Linked DNA regions of Homo sapiens: regions 2, 3, 4 and 5 are each linked to region 1. The links are chromatin contacts, found by Hi-C or POLR2A ChIA-PET in ENCODE. All regions are on one chromosome and are shown on one strand. The core of a region is the stretch at or near the end of the contact, and the rest is flanking DNA. Distances in the headings are between cores, read along the strand shown.

Region 1 (5,892 bases), core at 1,488-3,987:
GCACCACTGCACTCCAGCCTGAGCGACAGACCCAGACTTCATCTCAAAAAAAAAAAAGAGAAAAATATCTGAGACTGTGTAATTTGTAAAGGAAAGAAGTTTAATTGGCTCATGGAAGGCAGGCTGTACAGGAAGCATGATGCTGGCATCTGCTCAGCTTCTGGGGAGGCCTCGGGAAACTTACAATCATGGCTGAAGACAAATTGCATCATATAGCCGGGGCAGGAGCAAAAGAGAGAGGGAGGAGGTGCCACATATTTTTCAATGACCAGATTTCTTAAGAACTCACTCATTACCACGGGGACAATACAAAGTGGATGGTACTAAACCATTCATAAGAAATCCACCCCCATGATCCAGTCACCTCCCACCAGTCCCCACCTCCAACATTGGGGATTACAATTCAACATGAGATTTGGGTGGGGACACAGATCCAAGTCATATGGATAACCAATCTCTCATTGTTGCTGCTGCCTCCTGCTCTGCTGGGCTTCCTTCTTCATACCCCTGCCTAGTCCCTCCATGTTAACATAGCAAGTCCAGGTGGCCCCCAGAGGACATCCCACAACAGGCTGCTTTGGTGCTCTTTAGCCAGACTCCAACAAGACAGCTTTGCATGCCTTCTCTTCACTGCTGTATTGTCTCGACAACACACACCTTCAACAAAGTACATTTAAAAATACATTGTCTTTTTGCTCCATGTAAAACCTCTGTGAGATAATTAAGGCATTACTAGCCATATTTTTTCTTTCAACAGATCATCAGTGATCTAGTTCAGGAGAAATGGAGTGACTGGCCCGAGGTCACAGATTATAGAAAGCAGGACCTGAGTGCATGGGTCTTTCCACTCCAGCAATATGTGATGCCTATGCCAAAATTACAGTACCTTTTTTTCTCCAGTAGAAATATGTTTCAAGCTTAATCAGTGTGTGGTCAACTAATTTCCAGCCTTTCCTTTTCCCGCTATATATATGCCAAACAGTGATGTGATAGAAAAACGAATAGTTGCAGAATTGAGACACTTAAAAACTTCAGTTACAGCTCTAATATATGAGACTTCAGTCAAGTTACTAGCTTTCCTCAACTATAAAAAGGAGATTAGGCAGGACTTGGTGGCTCACGCCTGTAATCCCAGCACTTTGAGAGGCCGAGGCGGGCGGATCACTTGAGGTCAGGAGTTCAAACAGCCTGGCCAACATGGTGAAACCCCGTCTCTATTAAAAATACAAAATTACCCGGGTGCGGTGGCGTGCGCCTGTAATCCCAGCTACTTGGGAGGCTGAGGCAGGAGGATCCCTCGAACCCGGGAGGTGGAAGTTGCAATGAGCCGAGATCACAGCACTGCACTGCACTCCAGCGCGGGCAACAAGAACGAAACTCCGTTTCAAAGAAAGAAAGGAAAGAAAGGAAAGGAAAGGAAAGGAAAGGGAGGGAGGGAAGGAAGGAAGGAAGGAAGGAAGGAAGGAAGGAAGGAAGGAAGGAAAGAAAGGAAAGAAAGAAAGAAATGGAGAATTAGATCAGCGACTCTTTGCCTGGGGGTGGGTGACAGAACAACACTTCTTCCTCCCCTAACAAAAATTACCTATGGAGCTGTGAGGGCTTTCCCCACTGATAGAAATGCCAGCAGAAATTCAGCTACAAATACTCAATCCAATAATCCTTAACATCACTTCCAATCCACAGTTATGATTCCAACGCAATCTTTTCTATACAGTATTTGTCAGCTGTTTTTATTCTTCAGTTTATCATCTTATATTTGGCTCTCAATTTCACCCATAAATTATTGATGGCTTATTATACGCCAAGTACCCTGCGCTCCGCTTTTTGTGGTATCCCTCTTCGGAGCGAGAAGTCACTTAGAATTTTACCCCATCTTCCCCACTTGGGAATCGGAAGGGTTCATAGCTAAGTTTTGTTATTTATAAGCACGCCGGCTCTTCTCTATCCCTCTCTCCACCAACCCCATTTCAAGGTTGGTCCCTCCCAGCGGACGACAGTGATGAATTCCTCTTGGGGACAGCCCTCCCGCAACTAACGGTGGCTCCATCGACGCTCTGGTCTCCTTGCTGCTCGCTGGGAATTCGGGTGGGACGTTTTCCAAAGTTTGGATTCCACGGCACATTCCTCCCTCGGAAAGGCACAACCGGCTCGGCGTGTCAGCTCAGCTGGACTCACGCCGGTGCGGGGCCGCAGCTCCGGTTCTCGCTGGGCGGCTGCGGAGGGCTGGGCGATTCTCTCAGCGTCGCGAGGCGACCCGGGCAGCAGCAAACTTCTCCGCTTCCCCTCTTCGGGACGCGGCACCTCTTCTGCCCTTGAGCACTCCGCAGGAACTTCCCCCGGCCTCGGCTCTCGCTCCGAAATAACCGAGCCAGCTCCTCGCACGCTCCCGCCGTCCTCCTCCGGCTGCGGCCGCGCGCCCGCCGCCACCGCCACCACCGCGCGTGTCCTCACGGGGCCTCAGCTCCCTCCGCCCCCGCAGCCGCCTGCGTGCCCTTCAACAGCTCCCTCCGCCCGGCCGTCGCGGAGAGGAGCGGGGAGCGCGCGCCGGCGCCAGAGACGTGCGCGAGACGCACGGCCCCGCGCCGAGCGCCGGAAGCAGCCGAGTCTGGGCCTCGCGCGTCGCGCGCGCCTCCTCCCCCTCCGCCAGCCGCCGCGGCCTCGCGCGCGCGCACTGAGGCGCCGCCGCCGCCGCGGCTGCTGCAGGAGGCGGCGCTGGCTGGCGGCTGCGCTCGCTCCAGTCGGCGAGCGGAGTAGCGAGCGAGCGTGTGTGTGTTTTTTAAAGATGGCCGGAGCGGCGGCGGCGGTGGCCGCGGGAGCAGCAGCTGGAGCCGCCGCGGCAGCCGTGTCGGTGGCGGCTCCCGGCCGGGCCTCGGCGCCTCCGCCGCCCCCGCCCGTGTACTGTGTGTGCCGGCAGCCGTACGACGTGAACCGCTTCATGATCGAGTGCGATATCTGCAAGGACTGGTTCCACGGCAGGTAAATAAACCCCCTCCAGCCCCGCAGCCGCCACCGCCGGCCACCGACCAACCGCCGCCGCCGCCGGCCGCCCGCGCCTCCCTCGGGCCGGGCCGCCGCGCCGCGCCCAGCTTTCAGGGGGCCCCGGTGCCTAGCCCCCCGGCCGGGCAGTGGGGCGCGCGGTGCCCCGGGTTCGCCGGGCGGGCTCCAGAGGGGAGCCGGTGGGCTCGCCTGGCCCGGGCGAAGAGTCGCCACAACAAACACGAACAAAGAGGGCCGGCGGATAAGTTGGCAGGGGGAGCCTGGGGCGAGGGGACGCGGCCGGGCGGGCGCGGCGGGGGCGTCGGGCGGAGCGCCGGCCGGGTCCGCAGCCCCTCGCCAGCCCGGGCCGCCGCCGCCCCGCCCCGCCCCGCCGCGCCCGGGGCTCCGGCCGGAGTCGCCGGCCGCCCCGCCGCTCTGCCCGGCCGGCCGACGCGCCTGCCTTCCTTCCGGGCGGCGATGGGGTCGCCCCGGCCCCGCGTCTCCTCCGCGCCGCGGGTCCCTGTCGCGCCCCCTTCCCCGTCTTTATCAAACTTCCTGGGCCAGTGGGACGGGGGCAGCGGCGGGCCGGAGAGGCGACCGCGCCAGCCAGCTCGGCGGGGCTCCGCGGAGTAAACAGAGCAACAGATGAGGCACTCGCTCTCGGGGACTTGAAAGGTGCCGGGGAAGTTGGGGCCGGGCCCCCGGCGGGCGGCAGGTTGACCCGGGTCGCGGTCCTGGGCCCCCGCACACACCCGGGTCGCCGGGACTGGGGCAGATGGAGTGGGTTGCGGCGGCCCGAAGGGAACGCTTCTCCGGACCCCCTGCGTTGCCCTCGCGCCGCGGCTTAAACTTTACAAAGAGTGCAGTTGCCATCGCTCGAAGCTGGCGACACCGGGACCGCCTGCGGCTGTGCCCGGGCGCCGGTGCCGGCGAACTTGAGTCGGCCGGGCGGACGCTGCGGGGCCGGCTGGCGGCGGCGGCGGACGCTGCCCTCTGATTCAGCCGCCGCCGCGCTCCGGGTTTGACGTTTGAGAGCTCGGGCCGCCTCCGCAGCCAGGCCGCCGACTCGTGTGTTTTGTAATCAAAGTGTGAGGCTAATAAAGGGCGGCGCCACAGCCTCTTGACTCCGGCGTGGGAGGGATTCACAGGCATTTAAACAAAGAAACTAGTTGGGGTTGGGCTCCCAAAGTCCTTATTTGGGTGTTGTGGCAAAGCCTGCGGTCACCTTTAGTTGAAGCCGGTTTCCCGGGCCCCGTTTGGTGTTGTCTCTTGGCGAGAGCACGCTCACGAGTAATAGCAGATATGGTGACTGTGATTGTAGGAAGTGTCTTTTGATTGACAGCAGGACATTTAAATACAGCCTCCGCTCCCCCCCTCCCCAATTTTACAGAAACACTACAAGACCAGGCCAGATGTCTTAGTCTCCCTCTACTGGTCCAGGGAGAGAAAACCATGTAAATCACAATGTTCTTTGCAGTGTTTAGTGCTAGGTGTAGTTAAGTTTTACTTAATTTTCAAGTACAGTTTTACTTAATCAGTTTTCAGGCTAGCCGATTCTCACAACAGAAAACAAGACACAGTAAATTATCACTTTAAAAGAAAGGCAGCGTCCTCGTTTCGTATAATCTTTAGCAGTCTTGTATATCCAATTCTATTTCCACATCCTGTTTCCATAACATATTCTACGCAACTAGAATAAAGATTATCCGAACATTTAGGTTCTATATAGAATAAAATCAGAATCCCTGGTGATTATGTAAATGCTTATTTTTTTTCAAAGAACTATTTTTTGAAATTTGAGGCGGTTTAAACTGCATAAAAATTTGTCTCGCCAGGCTTGGTGGCTCACGCCTGTAATCCCAGCACTTTGGGAGGCTGAGGCGGGTGGATCACGAGGTAAAGAGATCGAGACCATCCTGGCTAACATGGTGAAACCCCAACATGGTGAAACCCCGTCTCTACTAAAAATACAAAAATTAGCTGGGCGTGGTGGTGCATGTCTGTAACCCTAGCTACTTGGGAGGCTGAGGCAGGAGAATCTTTTGAACCCGGGAAGCGGAGGTTGCAGTGAGCCGAGATCGCGCCACTGCACTCCAGCCTGGCGACAGAGTGAGACTCCGTCTCAAAAAAAAAGAAAAAAGAAACTTGTCTCATTATGCAATGCGGATTTGATAGGCTACCAAATTTTAGACTAGAATTGTATTTATCTTAATTTAGGTCACTTAACACTATAACCATGAAAAGCCCCAGGTATTTGATGGAGAATTTTGTAATACATGTAAGTATACACTTGTAAATAGGGAAATAGGAAATACAGAGGGCTTACGGGAAGGAGGGAGAGCAAGGCCAAAACAAATATGCCCTCTCTGCTTTGACACATAAATTTGTGTAACTTTATATCTGTGGAAGTGAGTCTAAAATAGGTTTTTTTGAGCCCAGGGTCTTTTTGACCATCAATCCTTGAAACTTATGTGGTTCAGATGTCAAAAGTTAGAAAATTTAGCTATATTGTCCTGCCCTACAAAAGCAGTATCTTTTTATTAAGTTTAATTCTTTTTCTTTTTCTTTTTTTTTTTTTTGGAGACGGAGTCTCGCTCTGTCACCCAGGCTGGAGTGCAGTGGCGCCATCTCTGCTCACTGCAAACTCCGCCTCCCGGGTTCAAGTGATTCTTCTGCCTCAGCCTCCCGAGTAGCTGGGATTACAGGTGCCCGTCACCACGCCTGGCTAATTTTTGTATTTTTAGTAGGAACGGGATTTCACCATGTTGGCTACACTGGTTTCGAACTCTTGACCTCAGGTTATCCGCCCACCTCGGCCTCCCAAAGTGCTGGGATTACAGGTGTGAGCCACCCTGCCCGGCCTAGTAAGTTTAATTCTTAAGTATTGGTAATTTGGACTCTGTATGTTTTTCCCGT
Region 2 (5,892 bases), core at 3,393-5,892, 500 kb after region 1:
TCTCTTGACCTTCTGCCTTCCGCTGTGTGAGGGCTCAGCAAGAAGGCCCTCCCCAGACACCAAATGCCGGCACCTTGATCTTGAACTTCCCAGCCACCAGAACTGTGAGAAATAAACTTTATAAATTACCCAATGTTGGGTGTTGTTTTATAGTAGCACAAACGAACTAAGACATTTTCTCACTAAATGAAGTCACTTTACCCAGCTAGAAGGATGGTCACAGGATCATTATTGTTGTTTAAAAAATGTGTATATATGTGTGTGTGTGTGTGTGTGTCTCCATATATATATATAATATATATAATATCAGCCCCTCTCTCTCTACATACACACACACACACATACACACACATCCCACATTAGAAATACTATGGTTTGGCCGGGCGTGGTGGCTCACGCCTGTAATCCCAGCACTTTGGAAGGCCGAGGTGGGTGGATCACCTGAGGTCAGGAGTTCGAGACCAGCCTGGCCAACATGGTGAAACCCCATCTCCACTAAAAATGCAAAATTAGCCAGGTGTGGTGGTGCATGCCTGTAATCCCAGCTACTCGGGAGGCTGAAGCAGTAGAATCACTTGAACCCAGGAGGCGGAGGTTGCAGTGAGCCGAGATCATGCCATTGCACTCCAGCCTGGGCAACAAGAGCAAAACTATCTCAAAAAAAAAAAAAAGAAAAAGAAAAAAAGAAATACTATGGTTCTAATACTTGTGTTCATTTGTCAATTAGATGTATGGCACTATTAATTTCAGTTTAATTCAGTTTAGTACATGTTTTTCGAGTACCTACTGTGTACAAGGAACTGTGTGGGGTACCTTCTGAGCACTTCACCTGCTCTCCAGAGATGCCTACTGAGTGTTTCATTGCAGAAAAGAAGTGCTATGGCATGTTGGAAGAAGGGGGACTCATATCTAGCTTTGGTCTGTTGAACCAAATAAACAGATCTGTTTGTTCTTCCCTACTAGATCTTAGTGCTCACAGAAAAAGGGCTGTCATTCACTTTGTATACCCAGTATCTGGGAGGTGCTTGGCACATGGTGGGTAACCAACAAATATCTGTTAAATGGATCACATTGGGTGAGCACAAAGATGTGATGGAAATCTGTGAGGCGGGCAGAGGAAAGTGTAGGGCTCTTGACTGTCAGTGATGGATGTGAGGATACTTCTGGTAAGGAGACTATTGTGTAGGCTCAGACACCCGCAGGAGGGCAACCAGAAGTTCAGCATGGGTGAGCCCAGGGATTCCCTTGCCAGGGTTAGCAAACTAGGGTCCACAGGCCAACCACATCCATTCATGTACCTGTGGTCTCTGGCAACTCTTGTGCCACGTCAGCAGAGATGAGTAGATGCAGCAGAGAGGAGTTGCGGTGTATAGATAGCCTGGTAAGCCGAAAAGACTTAGTATTTGTTTCTTTATGGAAAGTGTTTGCTGAACTCTGCCATAGAGGCACAGAACAAAAATGAGCGCAGTTACCTTAGGGGGCCCCATTGCAAAGTGACGATGCATACTTGGTTCTCTTTTGATCAGGAGACGACTGACCTGATTGGAGATATGTAAGGTTTAGGAAAGTTGACATGAGAATGATTCAGTGGACTGGAGCTTTTGGGAAAGGGACCAAGTATGAGAAAACCAATTAGGAGTATATTACAGCCATCTGTTCAGGCATCATTGAAGAAAGAGCATCATTTTGAGTCTTATCTAAGCGTTGGGGTTGGCAAGTATTACCTCCTAGGCCAGAAAGCCTTGTCCTTCTCCCAGTCCCAGTTCATGTCACTAGATTGGGGGTCCACCTCACAGCTCCAGAAACCTCAGGTCAACCCCACCCAATCGGTCACATGCTAACTTCCTCTCTGGTGATCTTTGCACAAACATATAACTCACAGCATGGTGTCTGGTTCTTGCTGACATCAACTTTGTAACTGTTTTCAGATTATTTTTTCTTTTCTCCACAGTAACTCTCAGGCTTCTTGAGGTCAGAACCATGCATTCTTGTTTTGCTGCCACCTCCCCACCTGCCTGCCCCTCATGCTGTGTCGAGTCCGCATGTGAGAAATAAGATGAGAGTCACTGGCAGCAAAGTGAGTGCCGACATTTAAATATGGAAGCAAGTCTGGGGCCCCAGACTCCAAGCGCCTAGTACCTGTGGCCTTGCTCACTGTTTTTCATATGCTGTCCTCTGGTCTTGTTTGTAAAGTGACCTGTTGCACAACCTGTCAGTACCCTGAAGGTCAGTGACTGTGTCCACACCTCTTTGTGTTCTCGGTGGTTAGCATAATATTTTTAACATAACGGACTCTTTTTAAATGTTTGGTGATGACACAGTCACTGAGCAGGATGTGCTGTAAGAAGAAAACATACTCTCCCTCATTCTGTGAATTAGTCAGAATATATCAGGTTAATAACGGTAAGAGCAAGCTTCTGTTGGTCTGATGCACCAGCATCTATTGGATCAAGCAATTAAACCCATGTCAGTCATTTTGGTACAATAGAACTAAAATTAGACACAGCATAAATACAATCAAGACGTGAGCACGTTTCCCAGCATTAGCCTTACGATGACAAAGGCAAATGCAGAAGTGTGCGAACTTCCAGGACAGGTCCGGAGATGGCTGTTCCAGAGAAGAGCCAGGGTGGATGGCAGGAAGCGGCAGCTGGGATGGAACCTCCAGTCCATATGTGGCACCTCTTTTACATCTTCATCGTAAGCGCTACCAGGAGTTTGAAATGCAAAAGTTTTAGAAATATAAACCAGGCTTTACTTAGTAATATTCATTAATGACCTAAACCAAGAGAGAATCTCCTACTTAATGAAGTGATTAATTAGCTCTGGGAATTGAAGTCGAAAACAGAAGACTAATTGATTAATAGATTACTGTGTTCATTTTTCTTCCTTTCGTGGAAAGGAGCCAGAATTTGGTCCATGCCAGGTTTGCTGCTTTGGGCTAGCACCATGCTGCCTGGAATCTGTTCTCGCCTTTCCCACGTAGCCTGTCTGCTTCCCATCCTCATGCCTTTCTTCCTGCCCTCTCCACAGGTGGAAGGCCTTCCGTTTAAAACCTTGCTCTTTCAGGCTCAGCACGCATCTCATCCCCAGGATGGATTTGCGCTCTTCTGACACTACCGAGCTCTCCTTTAAGTCACCGTTTTACCTAATCAATACCATACGGCTTAGCATTTAATTTTTCTTATTGCTTTATGTGTGGAATAATGGAAAAGAATTAAAAGATTGAAAAACCAAACACCCACCTCACTCCACATTAGGTGTGTCAAATCTGAGCTGATGAGAGGCCTTCCCCACCACAGCTCTGAGCACCAAATGAGATGATGTAGGGAAGATTCCTTATAAACTAAAAAGTGCCGCACAACATTTAGTTATTGGCACCGTCTTTTTTATATATTAATCTTAACTTCTCTACTATATTTGTAATTAAAATCTCCAGCCAAAAGTCAGCAAATTTTTCTTTTTTTTTTTTTTGAGACAGTCTCACTCTGTCATCCGGGCTGAAGTGCAGTAGGCTCATCTCACTGCAACCTCTGCCTCCTCAGCTCAAACGATTGTTCTGCCTCAGCCTCCCGAGTTGCTGGGACTACAGGCGTAGTCTGCAGTCTGCCTAGCTAATTTTTTTTTTTTTTTTTTTTTTTTTTTTTTTTTTAGTACAGATAGGGTTTCACCATGGTGGCCAGGCTGGTCTTGAACTCCTGACCTCAAGTGATCCACCTGGCTCACCCTCCCAAAGTGCTGGGATTACAGATGTGAGCCACCACGCCCTGTCCAAAGTCAGCAAATTTTTTAACATTCCTTAGGAATGGGCTTTGCTCTGTGCCAATTTTAAAAAGTCAGACTTCTTCAGGTTACCTACCATCACTGTAGGTAGAAGGATAGGGAAGACCCCACATGAAACAGTTAGAGAACTTACATGATAATGGTAAGCACCTGGTGTCAGCCCAGTCTCTACGTCCCTCCTCACAGCTCCCTCAGCCCCTGGGAGTCCTCACACAGATGGCCTATGACAGCCCTCAGCCTCCAGGGGCTTCCCCAACCCACTTAGTGTTACAAAAAGAGGCAGAAGCTGATCAGAGAGGAGGTTGGGGGAATTTGGCCGTATGCTCAGAGGCATTGGTAGCTAAGTGACTTTTTCCCAGACAGGCTGGTCTCCTGTAAGAGAGAGAGAGAACTGACAGATTATGCGAGAGAATGCGGCTCCGCCACCATCAAGGTCAGAAGCCTGCCCCTACTCTCATTATGTGTTGCTAGCCAACACACTCCTTCAGTTTGTTTCCAGCTGATCATCTTTCTGTCTTCTGCATTCCCAGTTCGTAATCTGCACTCTCTTCTCTCTCCACGGGCCCCAGAGCAGATGGGTCACTTCTTTTGGTTTCAAATACAATTTAGTGGCCATCTTCCCTCCCATCTTTTTCATTAAAAAAAAAAAAAAAGTTCTAACCACTGCTTTTCTAATCACCACTGTTCTAGCCACTAGGACTTTCTGTCCTCCACAAATCTATTGCTGTTAAAATATTTGTTTTGATTGTTCCAGGTGGTAAATGTTACCTTATGGGCTTTGTTCCAGCTCGCATTACTTTTTGCAAGGAGGATACTAAGTTCTAAAACATTGAGTCATACCATGACTGAGAATAGTGAAAGTGCAAATTCTTTATTAATACAGAAGTTAAAGATGAGGTAGTCATGTAGAAGACAACCTGCGATGATTAAATAAACTATGATTCTGGTTCAGTGATTCTAATTAATCACCAGAAGTGAATAAAAATGTTACTTGTGGCCAGGCGCGGTGGCTCATGCCTGTAATCCCAGCACTTTGGGAGGCTGAAGCGGGTGGATCACCTGAGGTCAGGAGTTCGAGACCAGCCTGGCCAACATGGCGAAACCCCATCACTACTGAAAATACAAAAAATTAGGCGGGCGTGGTGGCAGCGCCTGTAGCTACTCAGGAGGCTGAGGCAGGAGAATCACCTGAACCCAGGAGGCAGAGGTTGCAGTGAGCCGAGATCGCGCCATTGCACTCCAGCTGGAGCTACAAGAGCGAAACTCCATCTCAAAAAAAAAAGTTACTTGTAATTATTTTTTTTGAAGTCTTCATGTTCTAAGTCAAGACTTAAACTGACCATTTTTTTTACAAATAGTTAATGGTTACTTGGTATGACATATTTAGAACTTACCCAGTAGTTTTTATCATCTTGACTGGTCCTCGCTATGAAAGATATTTTATAATTTCATGCCAACTTACATAAATGTAGCATTTGATTTTCAGGTAACTAAATCACTAGCTAATCAATTCTACTTATCTTCAAGTGTTATGAGGTAGATGTAAATTCCGTGAGGGCAGGGAGTCATCTGTAGGCGAATCATCTGTTTTATTCCCTGCATTATCTTTAGCATCTAAATCAGTGTTCAGCATACACTGTGGTCACTAGATAAATATTGAACAATGAATGAGTAAGCTATAGACATAAACTATAAGAAACTCATAAAAATCTTTTATAAAAATCTAGAATCATATAATGTTAAACTTCAGATGTATCTTTTTAAACCAGAGGTATAAGTAGCAAACAAATGGGAGGAATTAAAAAATTCTTTGCCTTGAATCTGAACTATCACATTCAAGGCTTAGATTTTAGTGATGACCATTTCTCATAAATGCATTAAAGTCACTTCATTAAAACTTGATTCTCAGCCGGGTGCAGTGGCGCACACCTATAATCCCAGCACTTTGGGAGGCCGAGGCAGGCAGATCACCTGAGGTCGTTCGAGACCAGCCTGGCCAACATGGTGAAACCCTGTCTCTACTAAAAATGCAAAAAAATTAGCTGGGGTGGTGGCGTGCGCCTGTAATCCCAGCTACTTGGAAGGATGAGGCAGGAGAATTGCTTGAAC
Region 3 (5,892 bases), core at 1,695-4,194, 500 kb before region 1:
GTGTTTGCTAAGTCTGTATCCTTATACAAAGGTCCCAAGGGCCCTGAGCATGAAGGAGGTCCTTGTTGACTCAATTGCCCTGGAATCAAAGCAGAACAAAGGCACAGTATGTGACTTTGCTAATTATTTTCTCACTCTGGAGTCATTGATTATGGCAGAAATAATGCTAGATGTTCTCCACCAGAATCATTTCCTTGTCACAAAGGAAGACTGTATTTCCCAAGCTCACAGTTACACTGGGCCCAGGCAGTTACAGCTCTGATCAGTGAACAGGAAAGAAGTGATGTTTGCCACTTCCAGGCCTGGCCACAAAATTTATTACATGACCCTGCATGGCCTCTGCCTCCAATCCACACTGACCCCAGATGACACATGTTGAAGGAGGCAGTGCCAAACTTGGGAAGAAATTGAGTCCCCTGAAACTAGGGAGTAGAGCTCCCTCTCTTGACCGTACGGTGGCTTAGTTCTGTCATCTCAGCACTTTGGAAGGCCGAGGAGGGAGAATGGCTTGAGCCCAGGAGTTCAAAATCAGCCTGGACAACAATGGCAAGACCCTGTCTCTGTTTTTAAAATAATAAAATAAAGAGCTCCCTTTCTCTGCCTCAGTTCACCTGCATAGAACTTTGTTTTTTGTTTTTATTTTTCTTTTGAGATGGAGTCTCACTCTGTCGCCAGGCTGGAGTGCAGTGGCATGATGTCATCTCACTGCAACCTCCATCTTGGGTTCAAGCAATTCTCATGCCTCAGCTTCCTGAGTAGCTGGGATTACAGGCATGCAGCACCACGCCCAGCTAATTTTTGTATTTTCAGTAGAGACAGGGTTACACCATGTTGGCCAGGCTGATCTCGAACTCCTGGCCTCAAGTGATCCACCTGCCTGAGCCTCCCAAAGTCCTAGGATTACACACATGAGCCACCACGCCCGGCCAGAACTTTGATATAAGCAAAAAATTAATTTGTTGCATTAAGCCACTGAGATTTGGATGTTCTTTATCAGCTAGTGTTACCAGCTCTAACACATCACATGAGTTATGACATACCAGAAAATTATTCATTCAACATTTACTAAGTAGCAGCTAATGGCAAGAACTATGTTAGGTGCTATTTACAGCTGAGGGGAGGAGAACTCACCTGTTGGACCATCAGCTTCTCAAATTCCTCCACAATCTCAGGCAAGCTAAGCCACTTGATGCCTGGCAAAACTCCCAGGACTCGGCTGCCAATCTTCATCAGCAGCAGGTCCATATGCACCTGAGCGAGCAGGCCAGGGTGCAACACCTGTCAGAAAGAGGAACCGTGAGACAGGAGAAACCTGCTGGACACATTTTACCCAGCCAGGGCTGGGTCCCACCATCCAAGCAAGAGCCAGGTGGCTTCTTATCAAAGAAAAGAGGATGTGGTCCCGACACCCAAGCAGTTAGTTCACTCCAGACTCAGTTCATTTTCCTCTATCAGACTATTCACACCGCCACTTCAAGCCAATAAATGAAACAGCTTGCATGAAATAAGCACTCAGATATTGGTCAGGCAAATAGAAATAAACGTGGGGGCGATTTGCATGGCGGTTGTTTCTGATCTGGGATAGCTCAGTGGGTAGGTGAGCTGTGAGCTCTCACAACACTTACTTTCACTGCCACGGAGATGAGGTTGGTGGCCTCAGGTTGGTGGCCAGGGACCTGAGCCCGAGACACCCCTGCATTTGATCCAACCAGGTCAGCTTTAGGGAGGAGCAGCCTTTCTAGAAACGACTGGTCTGCGAGATTTTCTGGAGGTTTCCGGCCATTTCCAAGGTATCCAAAGAGCTCTCTCAGCCCACCGACTGCCCCAGTATGTGAGAAGGGCGGCAGACAGGAGGCCCTGCCAAGTCTCTGGACGCTGTCAGTCTCCAGGAAGGCAGTGTTGGCGTATGCTTTGTACACCTGGGCCACGCAGCCTGAGCCCACAGGTTCCCGGTTCTCAAAAGAGAGGATGCTCCCCCAGTCATCCCCAAAAGCCTGCCGAAGGAAGCGCTCAGTGTGAGTCCACGGGTGGGGCGTCACTCGGACATGCAGCTTGGAAAATTGGGCACAGAAAGCCTCCGAAAACAGATCGCGCCGGGTGCTGGCCCACTGGCCCAGTTTGATGTAGGTTGGGCCTGAGGTCTCGGTGGCTTTCAGAAGCAGGTGGAGCCAGAGGGTGGAGACGCTGGGAGCCAGGTAGGTGAGGGGGTAGAGGAGTAGGAGGGGGAAGAATTTCACCAACAGAGCGCCGGCGCGAAGCCAGAGGCGGAGATGCAGGAAGACGCCGCCCAGAGGTCCCGCTCGGGGGAGGCTCTCCGCGGGCCCCGCGCCAGCCGCCCCGCTGCAGCGGACCCTTCGCCGACTCAGAACGTCAGGGGCCCCCTCACCCACGTCCCCGCACAGGGAGACGACCTTGGGCAAAGTGCCCAGCAGAAGCCAGCAGAGCCTGGCATCGCGAGGGCACTCGGAGGGCCTCAGGAGGCTGAGTCCCTGTCTGAGCTCGAAGCACCTCAGGTGCGACAGGCAAACCCTGACGGAGACGCGCCAGGGCGCCACCATCCTCCCGAGGCCCGCGGCCCAGGCGGCCCGCCCTCCACTTCAGAGGCGCCCGCTCAGGCGAGGCTGCGGTGAAGCCGAAGCCCGGCCCTGACCCCGCGGACGGAGCTGCCCATCTGGGCCGGATCCGCGCCCCGCTCCCTCCAGCACCTCGCCGGGCCTCAGGCCGGAGGCCCGCGCCCCGCCCGACACCCGCCGCGCCGCGCCGCGCCGCGCGGAAGGGGCTGTCAGACGGCACCAACTGCGGAACGGGAGGAGCCAGGACCCACGCGAAGCCAGGCCCCGGGCGCCCGCGACCTGAGCGAGGGGGCCGCGCGGGCGGAGGCAGGGGCCGGGCAGCCGCAGGGTCACCGTGCGCCCAGGGGCCAGTATGAGATCGCTGGGGTGGCGGGCACCAGCCCAGGGCGCGGGCGCAGGCGGGGGCCGGGAGGGCGGGGCGGAGCGTGGAGGGCGGGCGGAGCGTCGGGGGCGGAGCGTCGGGGGCGGGCGGGAGTGCAGGTGCAGGGAACCGAGGCACCGAGGGCTGTGGTGGAGCGGAGGGGCGCGGGAGATGGATGGGACGGGTTCGGCCACTAGGTTGAAACCGCCATTGCAAAATTATAACAGATAATGAAAGAGATCTGACCTAACCAACTCCATCTTGCTTCTAACCTCCAAGCTGTCCTTGTTCATTCCTGGGCGTTGGCTGAACTAACTTTGGGAGGAACTTAGTTTATACTTTATAGTTTAAAACAAAGATGATAACAGCCCTTTCTGAAAACAAACCTCCTTCTTGCCTGGGGAATAGACTGTCTTTGTAGGACTAACAAATTAACCAAAAGATTAGAAAGTATGATTTAGGAGTCAGGCAGCAAGGCTACAGTATTCTGACCCTCCCTAAACTGCTAATAAGATCAGTGCTCAAGATATTTTGCAGACCCTGCACTTGATGGATCAACTGACACCTACCAGATCGATAAACCAGGTCATCTGATCTTAGGCCCCCACTCCGGAACTAACTCAGCACAAGAGGACAGCTTCAGTTCCCTAAGATTTCACCTCCGACCCAACCAATCAGCACTCTCGACTCACTGGCCTTCCCCCACCCACCAAGTTGTCCTTAAAAACTCTGCCCAGTGTCCCGCGCAGCCTGATCTGTGTGAATTACTCCTTCTCTATTGCAATGCCCCTGTCTTGATAAATCGGCTCTGTCTAGGCAGCAGGCAAGGTGAACCCGCTGGGCTGTTACAGGGTGGCCGGTGGGGGCAGAGGGCTGGGTGCTGGGCGGTGAGGGTCGGAGGGAGCAGAGGGTCGGTGGCAGAGGCCCGGGCAGCCAGGGTCCCTTGACCCGCCCCTTAAAGAGGACGGCGACCCCAGGCCAAGACCACCCTGCCCTTGAGTCCTGGGTCCTGGGTAGCAAAACGCAAAGGCACCCTCTATGTCCCCCTCCCCATGTCTATCTTCCCACTGACTTCTTCGTATCTTTCATTATTCCAAAGAGCATGGCTGAAAAGTATGAAGGCAGGTTCTGAACACAGGTCCGCTTTTCAGCGGGGGTTGGGTAGGGGGGTGGTGTTGGATGGGGGTAACTGGGCTGCAGGAGTAGGAACTGGATGCTGTGTCCTCGGCTGCATTAATTCGGCAATTGTGTTGGACCTTGGGGAAAGGCTCCGGAAAGGCCATATTCATTCATTCAATAATACTCACTGAGCCCAATAAATATTTCTTGAGCCCAATCTCATATTTGTCGAGGCTCAATAATATGTACTGATCAAGCTAGGTCATGTGCTGGACCCTGGGAAAGCGGACACAAATATCCTGCCCTTACTGGCTGAATACGTAATGAGGGGGACCCAACATGGGAACATATAAATGTGCAATTTCAATTTTTTTTAAAAAAACACCCATGATAAGAAATCAAAATGTGCAGTTTCAAAGTGTGGCAAAGCCATGCAAGAAATGACCGGGCACGGTGGCTCACACCTGTAATCCCAGCACTTTGGGAGGCCGAGGCGGGGGGATCACTTGAGGTCAGGCATTCGAGACCAGCCTGGCCAATGTGGTAAAATCCCATCTCTACTAAAAATACAAAAATTAGCTGGGTGTGATGGTGCATGCCTGTAGTCCCAGATTATTCAGGAGGCTGAGGCAGGAGAATGGCTTGAACCCAGGAGGCAGAGGTTGCAGTGAGCCAGGATGGCACCACTGCACTCCAGCCTGGGCGACAGAGGGAGACTCTGTCAAAAAAAAAAAAAAAAAAAAGCCATGAAAAAAAAAAGATTACCAGAGGCACACATAGCATGCAACTACCCTGGAGAGGAAGGGAAGGCCAGAGAAAGCCTTAGAGGAGGGGGCCAAATAAAGCCCTAAACATAGGAAGGAGTTTGGTATGAGGTTTGGCAGGTGGGGATGTTGTATAACCTCGAAGAACCAAAGGGAAGTCAGGTGGCCCTGTGACCAAGGGGAGAGGGGTGGAGCTTGGAAATCAGCCCACAGAGCCATTGAAGGGTCCCATGGTACTGCTTCTACAACCATCTTCTCTGTCCTTTGAGATTTTTGCAGCTGCCTGCCTTGAGGGACCACAGTCACCTCTACATATAGACAGGCTTTATCCCCAAGTGAGAGGCTTCCACAGAAATCTGCCCAAGGGTGGGTCTGTGGGCATCATAAGTGGAAGGGGCGCTAAGGAAAGAGAAGCAAGAACAGGCCTATGCACCCGGTTCCCACTGCTGGAAGTGTGACAGCCATCCCTTAAGGAGGTTCCCAAACTGTGGGACCTAGGCTACAGACAGGAATGCGGGGGAGGGTGACCAGTGGCTCCTCTTGCCTTGATAACTAACAATCCACTCCCCAGAAGTCAAACCTACCACCACTAGCTTGCAATAGCACCAGCCATTAATTGCCCCCTTCCCTAACTTCCTCCTGATTTATTTACCCACTCAATCTAGGAGGAAAAAAAAAAAGATGTATAGAATATTCTTGTGTGTCTCTGATTCATCAAAGGGCTAATTGAGGACTTAATTTGAAACCAGGGGCCCTAGGTTCTAGCCCCCTAATTAGGAGGTAACAATATGATTCTAGTACCGCTCTCTTCAAAGCACAAAAACAACAACAACAACAACAACAAAACAATATGATTCCAGGTACGTCTTTCTGGACCTTTGTTTCTCCTTAAGCAAAATGCTGGGGGGGAATTTAATGAAAGCTATCCAAATTCAACTAAAAGCTCTAGGCTGGGCTCAGCGGCTCAGGCTGGGCGAGGTGGCTCAGGGGCTGGGCGAGGTGGCTCAGGGGCTGGGCGTGGTGGCTTAGGCTTGGCCCAGTGGCTCATGTGTAATCCCAGCACTTTGGGAGGCTG
Region 4 (5,892 bases), core at 1-2,500, 340 kb before region 1:
AGGGAGCATGGCGGGAACCAGACAAGGACGTCTGGCAAGAAAGACTCGCACTGGTGTCCAAATTCCTCTGGAAAGTAGAAACGTGACACTTACAAGGACTGTAGTTTAATCAGTGAAAAGGCCCTTAAAGGGAAAGGGAGAATGAAGACAGCCAAAAAAGAGGACGGAGGCCCCAGTAGGGAGGTGTCTGCAGCAGTGAGGCCCTCCCAGAGGGCCTGTGAAGGGCGCCATATCTGTGCCTCCTGCAGGACGGAGGGCTACCTGGAAGCAGAGTGTTTTAAATACACACAGCATTGCTGGGCACTTTCTCCTCCCCTGGCTCCTGAGGGATGTGTTAATTCGGTGCTTCCTTTATTACCACAGAAGCAGCCAGCCCTCCTAGACAGCTCTGATGGTCTTCCTTTCAAACCCCCTCAAGTCTGAGGAAGACCCCACGGGGATCTCTGGAAAGAACAAAGCCCCTTTGGCTTCTCCAGAGCAAGGGATGAGGCTCCCTGGGGTGGCGTGGGGGCCCCGTTACCCGCACCACTTCTGGGTGGAAAGGGCAAGATTTATCTCACCCTCCTTTGTCTGCCTTGTGAAATGTTCTCATTTTCCTTTTTTTTAGGCAATAAAATGAAATTTCTCCACAAGAAATAACTCTCAGCCTCAAGGGAAAACTTCCTCCTAGTGCAGCCCTATGCTTTAAAAACAGTTCCTGGTGGCCTTTCTGAAAGGCTGGGTCCCAGGTTGTCACGGTGCGGAACTGGAGGCCGCGGTGGCTTCTGGCCGAGGCTGGGCTCTTCCCTGGATGAGGACCTGGGAGCCGCCTGGGAGGACAGCCCCAGAAAGGGAGCCCGAGACCAGGCGTGTCGCCGACATGCAAATGGGTTGTTTTGGTGGTTGGGTTTTTTTTTTTATCTTAGATATTAAAAGTAAGAAAAATGTGTGGGTTTTCTGTTTATTATGCCAAGGCCAAGAGGAGCCTGTCCTGCCCTACACGTTCCCCTCGTTCGTCCCATCCGGCCGCTCAGCAATGGAGCTAAGAGGAGTGGTGATGGGCAACAGAAATGAGGTGCTCCTCGGAGCGGGACTGACGACACATGAGGACTGTGAGGGGAGGAGGCGGAGCCGGTGCCTCGGGTTCAGGGAGTGAGGCCTCCTAGTGAAAGGCTGGGCCCTTGCCCTAGAGTGGAGGCTAGGGAGGAACGGGAGCTGTAGACGGATGTGGCTTCCCAGACACGCTGCTCTTCCAGAAGGGACAGTGATGCCACCTGGTGGCCGAGGCCATGGACGTCTCTCTTCCCAAATGGACCTGACTCTTCTTGACTGCCTTGTTCTCTTAGAAGAAGCCATGGAACTGTCCACTGCCTGAGTAGTCCCTGGCTTTTAGAGGCACACACACAAAAAGAGGTCAGTAAACTGTTCTAGGGGTCTTCAAGTTTACGACACTGCTCACGGCCCACCTTCCAACACATAGCCACAACTTTGACCCCGTTCCCATCTCATTCCAGGGGCCCAGAGCAGCATTAATGCAATAGTGGATGTGCACTGCCTGTACACGGTGGGGGGCGGGGGGACCTTTTGCGGCTGATGGTAACAAGATGGAGGGTGAGAACGCTGGGGCGGCGTCATGAGCCGTGTGCAGCCAGAGAGGCAGCTTGCGTTTTCTGGACCAGAAGCAGGGAGGGTGTGGAGAAGGCCAAAAACCTCAGGGCGACCTAAGAGCTGTCCTGCAGCGGGGACAGTGGGGACAGCAGGGACAGCGGGGAGGCAGGAAAAGCCCCGAACACAGCTGAGGCAGGTTCTCAGAGCAAGCCTCAGGGCCACTACCAGGTGACCCCTGCCCTCAGCTCTCACCAGCGACCCTCACAGAAACACAAAAGGGAGGGGCGCCGACCTCAACAATGGCCCAGAGGGGCCATACTGCCTGGCAGGGGTTCTCAACCTTTAGGGAGCGGGAGCAAGGGGCCTTCCGAGGATAAATAGAAATGAGGAAAATGAGGGGAGGTGACCTCTCATCCTTCCTCTTAGCTGGAGTTATGGACCCCCTCGCCCCTCCAAGTTCTACCCAGGCTTTGGTGTGTCCATTACTTTTTCAGAGGTGAAGATCCACAGTTTACATCAAATTCTCAAAGATGCTCCCAGAATGGTAGAAACCAGGCTGTGCATAAAAATTAACCTGCCTGGCCGGGCGCAATGGCTCATGCCTATAATCCCAGCACTTTGAGAGGCCAAGGCAGGCAGGTGGATCACCTGAGGTCAGGAGTTCAAGATCAGCCTGGCCAACATGGCAAAACCCCATCTGTACTAAAAATACAAGAAAAACTTAGCCGGGCATCGTGGTGCGTGCCTGTAATCCCAACTACCTGGAAGGCTGAGGCAGAAGAATCGCTTGAACTGGGGAGGAGAAGGTTGCAGTGAGCCGAGATCATGCCACTGCACTCCAGCCTGGACAACAGAGCAAGACTCCTTCTCAAAAAAACTCTGGCTGGGTGTGTGTGGGTGGGGACTAGGGGGATGCCTGAATGAGAATCCCTGAATCCTTGAGTGTGGGGGTTCAGGAATATGTATCTAACAAGCTCCTTGGATTAGTCAAGTTTGTGTGTGGGCTCAGGAATATATGTATCTAGCAAGCTCCTCAGACTAGTCAACTTTCTTAATAGTCTGCATATTTGTATATTGCCCAGAAAGGGACACTTTTTGGAATATACTTTCTTTTTTTAACTTATTTCGCATTATATTGTTTACTTAATAACTCCAAGCAAATAAATGTACATCTTTATCAACATTCCCAATGACTGCATAATATTCCATTCTGTGGGGATACTAAAAGCTATTAGTTCATCAGCCTTTGGCTCTTTATACATGCAGGACGTTTCCAGTTTTTAACATCATAACATCGAAAACAGCATCTTTGTACAAGTATCTTAGCACACTTGCCCCATCTTAATTTTCATTTTTGCTTAAAGTAAAATATACATACTTTTTTTTAAATTTATTTACTTTTTTTTTTTTTGAGATGGAGTCTCGCTCTGTCCCCCAGGCTGGAGTGCAGCGGCACGATCTTGGCTCACTGCAACCTCCACCTCCCGAGTTCAAGCGATTCTCCCCCTTCAGCCTCCTGAGTAGCTGGGATTACAGGCGGGCGCCACCACACCTGGCTAATTTTTGTATTTTTAGCAGAGACGGTGTTTCACCATGTTGACCAGGCTGGTCTCAAACTCCTGACCTCAGGTGATCCGCCCGCCTTGGCTCCCAAAGTGCTGGGATTACAGGTGTGAGCCACCACGCCCTGCCAAAATATACATACTTTAAAAATACACATACAGATATTAGTGTACAGCCTAACAAACGTTCACAAATGACCATGTGAAAGTTGCCAGAATCAAAATGGAGCCACACAGACACACAAAATACTTGTGTGAGGACATCTGCCCAGCAACTGCCTGTCCAGCCTCAGACTGGCGCCAGCCTTGTTATGGATCCTTGTAGCCAAGGATAATGATCTCAAAACAATGTGATCCTCCCTACTTTTCCTTTAAAAACCCTGTCTTCCTTTACCTCCTTGAATATGCAGCACATAGTTTTTACTATGTCCTGTGTATTACCATTGCAATGGCTATTCTCAAATAAACATGGTTTTCTTTTAGGAAAAAAAAAGAAGGTGGGCACAGAGGTCCATGCTTATAATCCTAACACTTTGGGAGGCTGAGGTGGGAGGATCACTTAAGACCAGGAGTTCAAGACCAGCCTGGGCAACATAGTGGGTCCGCCCATCTCTACAGAAAATTTTAAAATTAGCCTGGCGTGGTGGCGCACTCCTGTAGTCCCAGCTACTCAGGAGGCTGAGGCAGGAGAATTGCTTGAACCCGGGAAGCAGAGGTTGCAGTGAACCGAGATTGCACCACTGCACTCCAACCTGAGTGACAGAGCAACCTGAGTGACTTTCAAAACAAAACAAAACATCACGCCTGTAATCCCAGCATTCTGGGAGGCTGAGGTGGGTGGATCACTTAAGGTCAGGAGCTCGAGACCAGCATGGCCAACATGGCAAACCCCCATCTCTACTAAAAATACAAAAATTAGCCAGGTGTGGTGGCGGGCACCTGTAATCTCAGCCACTCAGGAGGCTGACGTGGGAGGATCACTTGAACTCAGGAGGCAGAGGTTGCAATGAGCTGAGATCACGCCAGTGCACTCCAGCCCGGGCAACAGAGTGAGACACTGTCTCAAAAAAAAAAAAAAAAAAAGGAATATCAATGAAACGAGTGACAGCATCCAGGGCCACAGGGGTCACACCCTCAGGCATATCAAAGCTGGTAAATAGAATTTTTTTTTTTTTTTTTTGGTAGAGATGGGATCTCACTATGTTGCCAGGGCTGTTCTTTTTTTTTTTTTTTTTTTTGAGACAGAGTCTCAGTCTGTCGCCCAGGCTAGAGTGCAGTGGCGCTATCTCGGCTCACTGCAACCTCTGCCTCCCGGGTTCAAGCGATTCTCCTGCCTCAGCCTCCCGAGTAGCCAGGATTACAGGCGCCTGCCACCATGCCCAGCTAATTTTATTTTTAGTAGAGACAGGGTTTCACCATCTTGGCCAGGCTGGTCTTGAGCTCCTGACCTCGTGATCCACCCACCTCAGCCTTCAAAGTGCTGGGATTACAGGCGTAAGCCACCAACCACCAGGGCTGTTCTTGAACTCCTAGGTTCAAAAAATCCTCCTGCCTCAGCCTCCCAAAGTGTTGAGATTAAAGGCATGAGCCACCACGCCTGACCTGGTCTTTTTTCTTTTAAGTCCCATTGCTCTGGATACCTTGCATAGGCTTGAAAAGCAAATCCAAAGCGGTACACGGCAGGCCCCAAAGACCCTGAGGAGCCAAGCAAGCTGTGGGAGTGGGCTTTGGGAAGGACAAGATGAGTGGAAGCCGGAGACCTGTGCAAAGGTTCATAAGAAAAGCAAAAGTTACACATGCGGCCAACAAGCATATGAGAAAAAGTTCAGTATCACTGAACATTACAGAAACACACATCAAAACCACAATGAGATACCATCTCGCACCTCTCAGAATAGCTATTATTAAAAAGTCGGCCAATCATGATGGCTCATGCCTGTAATCCCAGAACTTTCGGAGGCCATGCATGGCAGGTGGAATACTTGAGGCCAGGAGCTCAACACCAGCCTGGGCAGAGGAGCGAGACCTCATCTCAATTGAAAAAAAAAAAAAAAAAGTCAAAAAATAACAGATGCTGGAGAGATTGCGGAGAAAAACGCTTAAACCAAGCTTATCCAACCCACAGCCCATGGGCCACATGCAACCCAGGACGGCTTTGAATGTGGCCCAACACAAATTCCTAAACTTTCTTCAAACATTTTGAGGGCTGGGTGTGGTGGCTCACACCTGTAATCCCAGCACTTTGGGAGGCCAAGGAAGGTGGATCACTTGAGGTCAGAAGTTAGAGACCAGCCTGGCCTGGCCAACATGATGAAACCCATGTCTACTAAAACTGAAAAAATAAATACAAAAATTAGCCAGGGGTGGTGACGCACACCTGCATTCCCAGCTACTCGGGAGGCTGAGGCACAAGAATCACTTGAACCCAGGAGGCTGAGATTGTGGTGGGTTGAGATTGTGCCATTACACTCCAGCCTGGCGACAGAGTGAGGATTCATCTCAAAAAAAAAAAAAAAAAAAAAAAAAAGCTTAGTACCTGGGAGATGAAATGATCTGTACAACAAATCCCAGTGACATGCATTTACTTTTTTTTTTTTGAGACAGAGTCTCGCTTCGTCGCCCAGGCTGGAGTGCAGTGGCATGATCTCGGCTCACTGTAAGCTCTGCCTCCTGGGTTCACACCATTCTCCTGCCTCCACACCATTCTCCTGCCTCAACCTCCCAAGTAGCTGGGACTACAGGT
Region 5 (5,892 bases), core at 2,438-4,937, 300 kb after region 1:
ATAAAGGTTTATCATCTACTGGGTTACAAAGTCCAGCTACAAATTGGAGGGGATATAATCTCTATCCAAACAGGATATATTGAATATATATCAATATATATTTATATTCAATATTGGTATATATTGAATATAAACCATATTCAATCACCAATGTATGACGATAATGTTGATTCTGTTCTTACAGAGTTTGGGAAGGAATATAAATCCAACTTGGGGCTCATTCTCAGCCTGAAGGAGATAACAAGTAATCATTAATTGATGAAGGTTATCTAAAGCAATAAAGCCTTGCCTTCTTTGTGTTACATGGCCAGGTTGCTGTGCAATTCAGGAGAGTTTTTTATCACGTACCACCACGACTAATAGCTGTATAGGTATCCACGCCAGTCCTCCTGCTTTACATTCAAGTTCAAAGAAGGCAGAGACACCGTGTGTAGTTTTATTTACACAGAACCTGGCAAAGCAGGCTACATAAGTAGACACTTGGTGAAGATATTTTGTTCTCGATGATGGTGGTGGTGATGGTGGTGGTGGTGGCAGTGTTGGTGGTAATGATAAACATTGATGTTGTCTGCCCATCTTGATGGAAACCTTCTCCAGCCCTATTGTCCCCATGGTAGGGAGTGGGAGGGGAATTGAGTAAGGAGTCAATTTCCAGTTTTGAGCCTCAAACTCTTGAATTGCTAGGGTGACAACCAGATAATAAATATACATTGCCATCATAGTTGGCTTTCCAGTCTCGAGCAGTGAGGAGATTTGCCCTGTCCATTTTTCTCCCAACATTCAGTGCCAAGCTGTCATCTAAAGGCCCAATACATCTCTACACGGCATCAACAGTGTAGAGTGTGGCATTTCACTTGTCAAATAATGAATCAATCTATTATTTCAATTTTTAAGAAGACCAAGCTGGGATTGATTATATTTCCTAGTAATAAAAGTAAAATAAAAAATAAAATAAAAACTAATGTAATTTAAATTAAATTGTTCTCTGCAAGAAGGGTCTTTGCTGTTCATTGAGCATAGTCCATTCCCAATGAGTGAAACTATGTTGCTAAAATTTAAGCAGTAAGAAAATAACATTTAGAGTTAGAAAAGACATTCGATTTAGATTGGTTCAACCCTTTCATTTTTACACCGCCACCATATTGCCTCTAAATCTGGGAGTAGACACATTTAAAAAGAAGTCAGTGTTTTATGGCTCATCTTTTTTTTTCCAAAGGAGAAAAGTTGATAGCTTTATAGGAAGAAATTATGCCATCACCTTTCTTTTTTCCTTTTCACTAGAAGTGGGAACAAAGAATGGAGATGATACTGCAATCTTGATCTCTATAACCTCATTTGAAATCATTCTCTATGATTTAGGTTTTCTTGAAATGAAAAGGATAAATTGTGTTAACTCAGTTAAAGTTGGAGGAAAAAGTTGATTGGATATCCTGTTGTCAAGGAAACCAATTCGCTCCACCTCTCTCTCTCCTCTCTCTCTCTCTCTCCCCCTCTTCTATCTCTCTCTATCTCTTTCTATCTCTTTCTCTGTCTCTTTCTCTCTCCTTTTCTCTCTCTCTCTTTTTCTCTGTCATTCTCTCTCTCTCTCTCCTTCTCTCTCTCTCTCTCTCTCTCACACACACACAACTAGTTCATACAGTGCCCTTTAAACTCTTAATTTGGCATTTACAAATTATTTTTAAATACCCAAAGGCTCTACTTTGGATATCTGTACAAGAAACACTCAAGAAAAGTGGTTCCTAGAATTCAAACTCAGTCAGGACTTTTTCTGATTCTGGTGAAGGCACTGTCATTCTGAGTCAGTGCTGTGTCTCAGAGGCATATGAGACAGTCTCCAAGTCATTGCCAACTCAGCTGCAGAATGAGACTGTTTGAAAGAAAGAGCTGGAATGAGAACCTTTAAAAAGCAATAGACTGGTGAGCCGAGATCGCGCCACTGCACTCCAGCCTGGGCGACAGAGCGAGACTCCGTCTCAAAAAAAAAAAAAAAAAAAGCAATAGACTGGGTGCAGTGGCTCATACTTGTAATCCCAGCACTTTGGGAGGCCAAGATGGGTGGATCACTTGAGGTCAGGAGTTTGAGACTAGCCTGGCTAACATGGCAAAATCCCGTCTCTACTAAGAATACAAAAATTAGCCAGGCATGGTGGCGGGCGCCTGTAATCCCAGCTGCCCAGGAGGCTGAGGCAGGAGCATCGCTTGAGCTCAGGAGGCAGAGGTTGCAGTGAGCTGAGATCATGCCACTGCACTCCAGCCTGGGCGACAGAGCAAGACTCTATTGCAAAACAAACAAACAACAACAACAACAAAAAACAAAAACAAAAAGCAATAGAACCACACAACGGTAAGAGAAATGTAGACAGTTCAATTTCTTGAGCCTTTATCGAGCACCTATCACGCTTAAAGCAAGAAGCTATGCACCAAAAAGCAAAAATGAAAAAGTAAGTGAAGGCCAAGTTGAAAGAGATCTTAGGGAGTGAAGCAGGGTTGCTTGTTATTTAAAGACACGCCTTGCCTCCCCGCTCGTCCATCCGAGGAGTACACCTCCCTGCTCCATCAATGTCAGGCTGGGCCAGGTGTCTTGCTTTGGCCTCAAAGTGGCCACAGTGCCCTCCTGCCCACATCTTGGGTTTAGCCGTGTGACTTGGTTTAACCAATAGGGTATAAGCTGAAATGATTCAGCAGAAATGTATAATGTTCTTGCACCATCAGGCTTGCTCTCTTGAGTCTTTGCCCTTACCATGAGAACCTGCCAGCCGAGCTTACACTTCCAAAGAGGATGAGAGACATGCAGAGCCTTGGTGCCCCACATGAGGTCCTCCCCAGCAGATACACCCAGAAGTCCAGCGGAGCCATCCAGCCAAGTGCAGCTTAGGCCAGCCAACTCCAGCTGACCCTTAGACACATGATAAATCATAAATTGTTGCTTATGTCACTGAGTTTTGGGGTAGTCCATTATGCAGCAATGACTAATACAGAGAGCATCTTAACATCTTAATTTATTACTTTTTCAGGACCACGTAGCAAACCAAAAAGTAGGTAGAAGAACTTGACCAAAACTGTGGGCTTCCTAGGAGGGGCCATTTCCATAAAGAGGACAAGCCAATCCCTTTCAAAAATGGGTATCAGGAGAACAGACATCATGAATACTATGGAGATAGGACCCCCAAATCACTGGAGCCCATTGGAATGTACGTCGGCAACACAGGAGAACTTTAATGCACCTACAAAAGTGATCGCTGACCCAGAGGTCTACGAAAAGCTGCAAAAAAATCGCTCAGTGGCTGAAGAGAAGCTGCGTGAAAACCAACTAAAATGATTAGGACTTCAGTGTGGAAAGACACATGTTGAGAATCAATACAATTCAAGCCTGTTAAATCTTGAATAGAGTAAGTGGTCTGAACGTGGGTTTGCTCACCAGAATCTGGAATTTTAGAAACAAAGGAGCATACAAAGGAGAAATTCAGAAAATAAAGAGAAGGGCTATATTACTTTACACGGCCAAGAACTAGGGTGACCATATGCCCCAGCATATCCGGGATAGTCTTAGGTGATAAGGTTATCCTGGGGTAATTATTAATAGCACTTCCTTTCACTTTCAAAAGGGAACTGGATTGGGTGATAAATTACACGGTCATGTTGCTGGCAGCACACTTTCCCCATGGGCTGAAGGACCCGAGTCTGAGTAAGGTTCAGATATGCTCATGGGGTAAGACCTGCTGTGCACTGTCAAGGCAAGTTGGACAGTTTGTGCTCTGAGGCAAAGAGGCCACCACATCCCGTGGCAACACCCCTCAGCACAGCAACGGGAGATGATGCTGTGCCCAGCCCAGCAAGGCTGCAAAGGCTGGAAAGTGGTACTCTTTCAGGCCAGCAGAGTCCCCCCGTGGGCAACCCCAGGGTCTTCTCTAGAAGCCTTGTCTGTACTGCAGGACTCCCTCTTTGTGGGCCCTTTGAAAAATAGAAACACATACAACATTCCTAATCTTGGCATTTCTTCTATATCAGTTCAACACGTGAAAATCAAAATATCGTACATAATAGAAAATATCGTACATAATAGAAACGTTGAGTTTCCTTCTTACCCACACAGAGGTCCATACAGCTTTCTGAGCTCCATTTGGCTTTCCCAAAAACCCTGAAGGAAACACAGCACTATAGTAAGAATAAGATTAAGCAAAATTCCAATTATTCAAACTTATTCAGTAAACAATTTGGAACAGCAAGAATACAATTACAGAAACAATAAAAAAGAATGGAAGTTATATTGCTTTCAGGTACTTTGAAACATTGGAATAAACAAAAGGCTTTAAAAAAAATTGCCATGTAAAAGTCTTGGACAGGAGAGATCACCAGTTCTTAAACTACTTATGTATACTTGCTGCTAAAATATTCAAAAAGTTTGCTTTCTCAACTATAACATTGCCCTCTGAAATTTGATTTAGCATTATCATATAGCCCTTTTTACTGCCACTATATGTAACTTCTACTGAGTCTATCAAAATTATCACAAATTCTGAATTATCATGATCCATTCGAGTTAAACTTTAATTAAATTCAACATGTTTAAGATATATAAGACAAAATGCTAGACACTTTGTTGTTGTTGTTGTTTTGTTTGTTTTTTCGAGACAGAGTTTTGCTCTGCCACCCAGGCTGGAGTGCAGTGGTGTGATCTCAGCTCGTTGCAACCTCCACCTCCCGGATTCAAGCGATTCTCCTGTCTCAGCCTCCTGAGTAGCTGGGATTACAGGCATGTGCCACCACACCCAGCTAATTTTTGTATTTTTAATAAAGACAGGATTTCACCATGTTGGCCAGGCTGGTCTGGAACTCCTGACCTCAGGTCATCTGCCTGCCTTGGCCTCCCAAAGTGCTGGGATTACAGGTATGAGCCACTGTGCCTGGCTAGACACATTTTATAATGGGAAAGAAGTGTAGCTGGGTTGACGGAGGGGTGGAAAATGCTAGATCCATTGTGTGGTGGGAATGGACTAGACCTGAAAATACTCATGAGTTGGGGTGGGTGTGGGGGGTGGCAAATGGTAGATTTGTGTTGTGAGAATGGAGTATGGGGTGGATACATAAGGGGTGGAATGAAGGTGGAAAGTTGGGGGTTAGGAGTGTGGATGTCCTGCATGGAAACACATGCCTTTCTCATGAAATCTACTGAATTCTGCAGCGTAAGCTTGCCATATATCAAGGAAAGTATATATGAATATAAAAATAGTCAGCGAAATTACTATGTTCTAGAAAGAACTTGGCAGGGCTTGTAGCTGTGAGGATGGCGGGCTGCAAAGGAGCATATGTGGAGGCTCTCCAGAGGCGGGAGCACAGCGTTCTCCTCATGTCGACAGCTACGCCGTTTTCCTCAGAATGTTAATACCAAATTAATTATTCCACGGAATACAACTGATCATTTCCCCCCAGAAATGTGTGAAATGCATTTTCTTTAGCTTTCCGATCTGGTTTGTTGTTCTATCTTGACACTTTAAAATTTCTTCACACTTGTTTCAAGGGGCTAACAGGAAGCCTCATTGAGACTGTTGTTTGTGAGCTTAAAAGTTGTGAACCGCCCACCCCAGAGAGAGAGATGAGAGGAGAAGGTGTTTAAAAATGCTAGGAAGACAGAAACAACAATGACAAATCATGGAAAAGGTGATGGACACAGAAAGGAATGGAAAAGAAATAATTGAGAAGGTGGGGGCAGAAAAGGACAGAAAGAGCAGCTTTCTTTTCTATCTAGTGCCAAGGGCCAGCCTTTCCGGAGGTAGGGATGGGGGAAATTCTAGAGATGTTGAAGGGATATTATCAGGATTGTCCCAAATTTAGTCTTCCTGCCTTTGTTTGGCTTGGTGGTTCTTCCCATGCAGGGTGTTCCGGCTCCTGGCG

Evidence for each region. Hi-C counts contacts between places; a loop is a spot of excess contacts on that map. ChIA-PET counts read pairs that join two places held with the same protein, here RNA polymerase II (POLR2A). Pooled maps may share reads with other maps.
Region 2: a loop to region 1 is called in a pooled map, with 4 times the contacts of the local background. The contact joins the enhancer-like site here to the promoter of KDM7A in region 1. A Hi-C loop is called at or near these places in 7 of 50 pooled maps. POLR2A ChIA-PET finds 5 or more read pairs at or near these places in 2 of 52 experiments (activated CD4-positive, alpha-beta T cell and activated naive CD4-positive, alpha-beta T cell).
Region 3: a map of B cell shows a loop between it and region 1 (24-fold over the local background). The contact joins the promoter of ADCK2 here to the promoter of KDM7A in region 1. A Hi-C loop is called at or near these places in 5 of 168 maps with a recorded cell type or tissue (B cell, CD8-positive, alpha-beta T cell, OCI-LY7 and 2 more), 5 of 37 single-sample maps with no recorded cell type and 15 of 50 pooled maps. POLR2A ChIA-PET finds 5 or more read pairs at or near these places in 1 of 52 experiments (CD4-positive, alpha-beta memory T cell).
Region 4: a loop to region 1 is called in a pooled map, with 2.2 times the contacts of the local background. The contact joins the enhancer-like site here to the promoter of KDM7A in region 1. A Hi-C loop is called at or near these places in 1 of 50 pooled maps. POLR2A ChIA-PET finds 5 or more read pairs at or near these places in 4 of 52 experiments (HEK293, IMR-90, Panc1 and 1 more).
Region 5: a loop to region 1 is called in a map of natural killer cell, with 3 times the contacts of the local background. The contact joins the enhancer-like site here to the promoter of KDM7A in region 1. A Hi-C loop is called at or near these places in 1 of 168 maps with a recorded cell type or tissue (natural killer cell). POLR2A ChIA-PET finds 5 or more read pairs at or near these places in 1 of 52 experiments (activated CD4-positive, alpha-beta T cell).

The regions. Positions count from the first base shown.
Region 1 is chr7:140,173,828-140,179,719 of GRCh38, reverse strand. KDM7A (lysine demethylase 7A) reads left to right here and starts at 2,737. Exons shown (of 20, transcript NM_030647.2): 1 at 2,737-2,976. The coding sequence starts at 2,783. KDM7A-DT (KDM7A divergent transcript) reads right to left here and starts at 2,459. Exons shown (of 1, transcript NR_024451.1): 1 at 80-2,459. RefSeq lists silencers at 2,329-2,758, 2,799-2,898, 3,539-3,718, 3,729-4,008 and an enhancer at 2,181-3,104.
Region 2 is chr7:139,671,646-139,677,537 of GRCh38, reverse strand. The region is part of intron 2 of HIPK2 (homeodomain interacting protein kinase 2); the gene reads left to right. Among named protein-coding and RNA genes, the nearest start is that of HIPK2, 100 kb to the left of the region's middle. RefSeq lists a silencer at 4,633-4,782. Within about 2 kb of position 4,642, at least 5 of the 41 ENCODE cell types and tissues checked have a DNase peak (open chromatin) inside an H3K27ac peak, as active enhancers do.
Region 3 is chr7:140,669,997-140,675,888 of GRCh38, reverse strand. It overlaps ADCK2 (aarF domain containing kinase 2), which reads right to left and starts at 2,944. Exons shown (of 8, transcript NM_052853.4): 1 at 1,626-2,944; 2 at 1,132-1,278. The coding sequence starts at 2,558. RefSeq lists a silencer at 2,550-3,009.
Region 4 is chr7:140,513,454-140,519,345 of GRCh38, reverse strand. It overlaps DENND2A (DENN domain containing 2A), which reads left to right. Exons shown (of 20, transcript NM_015689.5): 20 at 608-926. The coding sequence ends at 639. Among named protein-coding and RNA genes, the nearest start is that of MKRN1, 37 kb to the right of the region's middle. Within about 2 kb of position 1,250, at least 11 of the 41 ENCODE cell types and tissues checked have a DNase peak (open chromatin) inside an H3K27ac peak, as active enhancers do.
Region 5 is chr7:139,873,831-139,879,722 of GRCh38, reverse strand. It overlaps TBXAS1 (thromboxane A synthase 1), which reads right to left. Exons shown (of 13, transcript NM_001061.7): 3 at 4,086-4,138. Among named protein-coding and RNA genes, the nearest start is that of TBXAS1, 48 kb to the right of the region's middle. Within about 2 kb of position 3,687, at least 6 of the 41 ENCODE cell types and tissues checked have a DNase peak (open chromatin) inside an H3K27ac peak, as active enhancers do.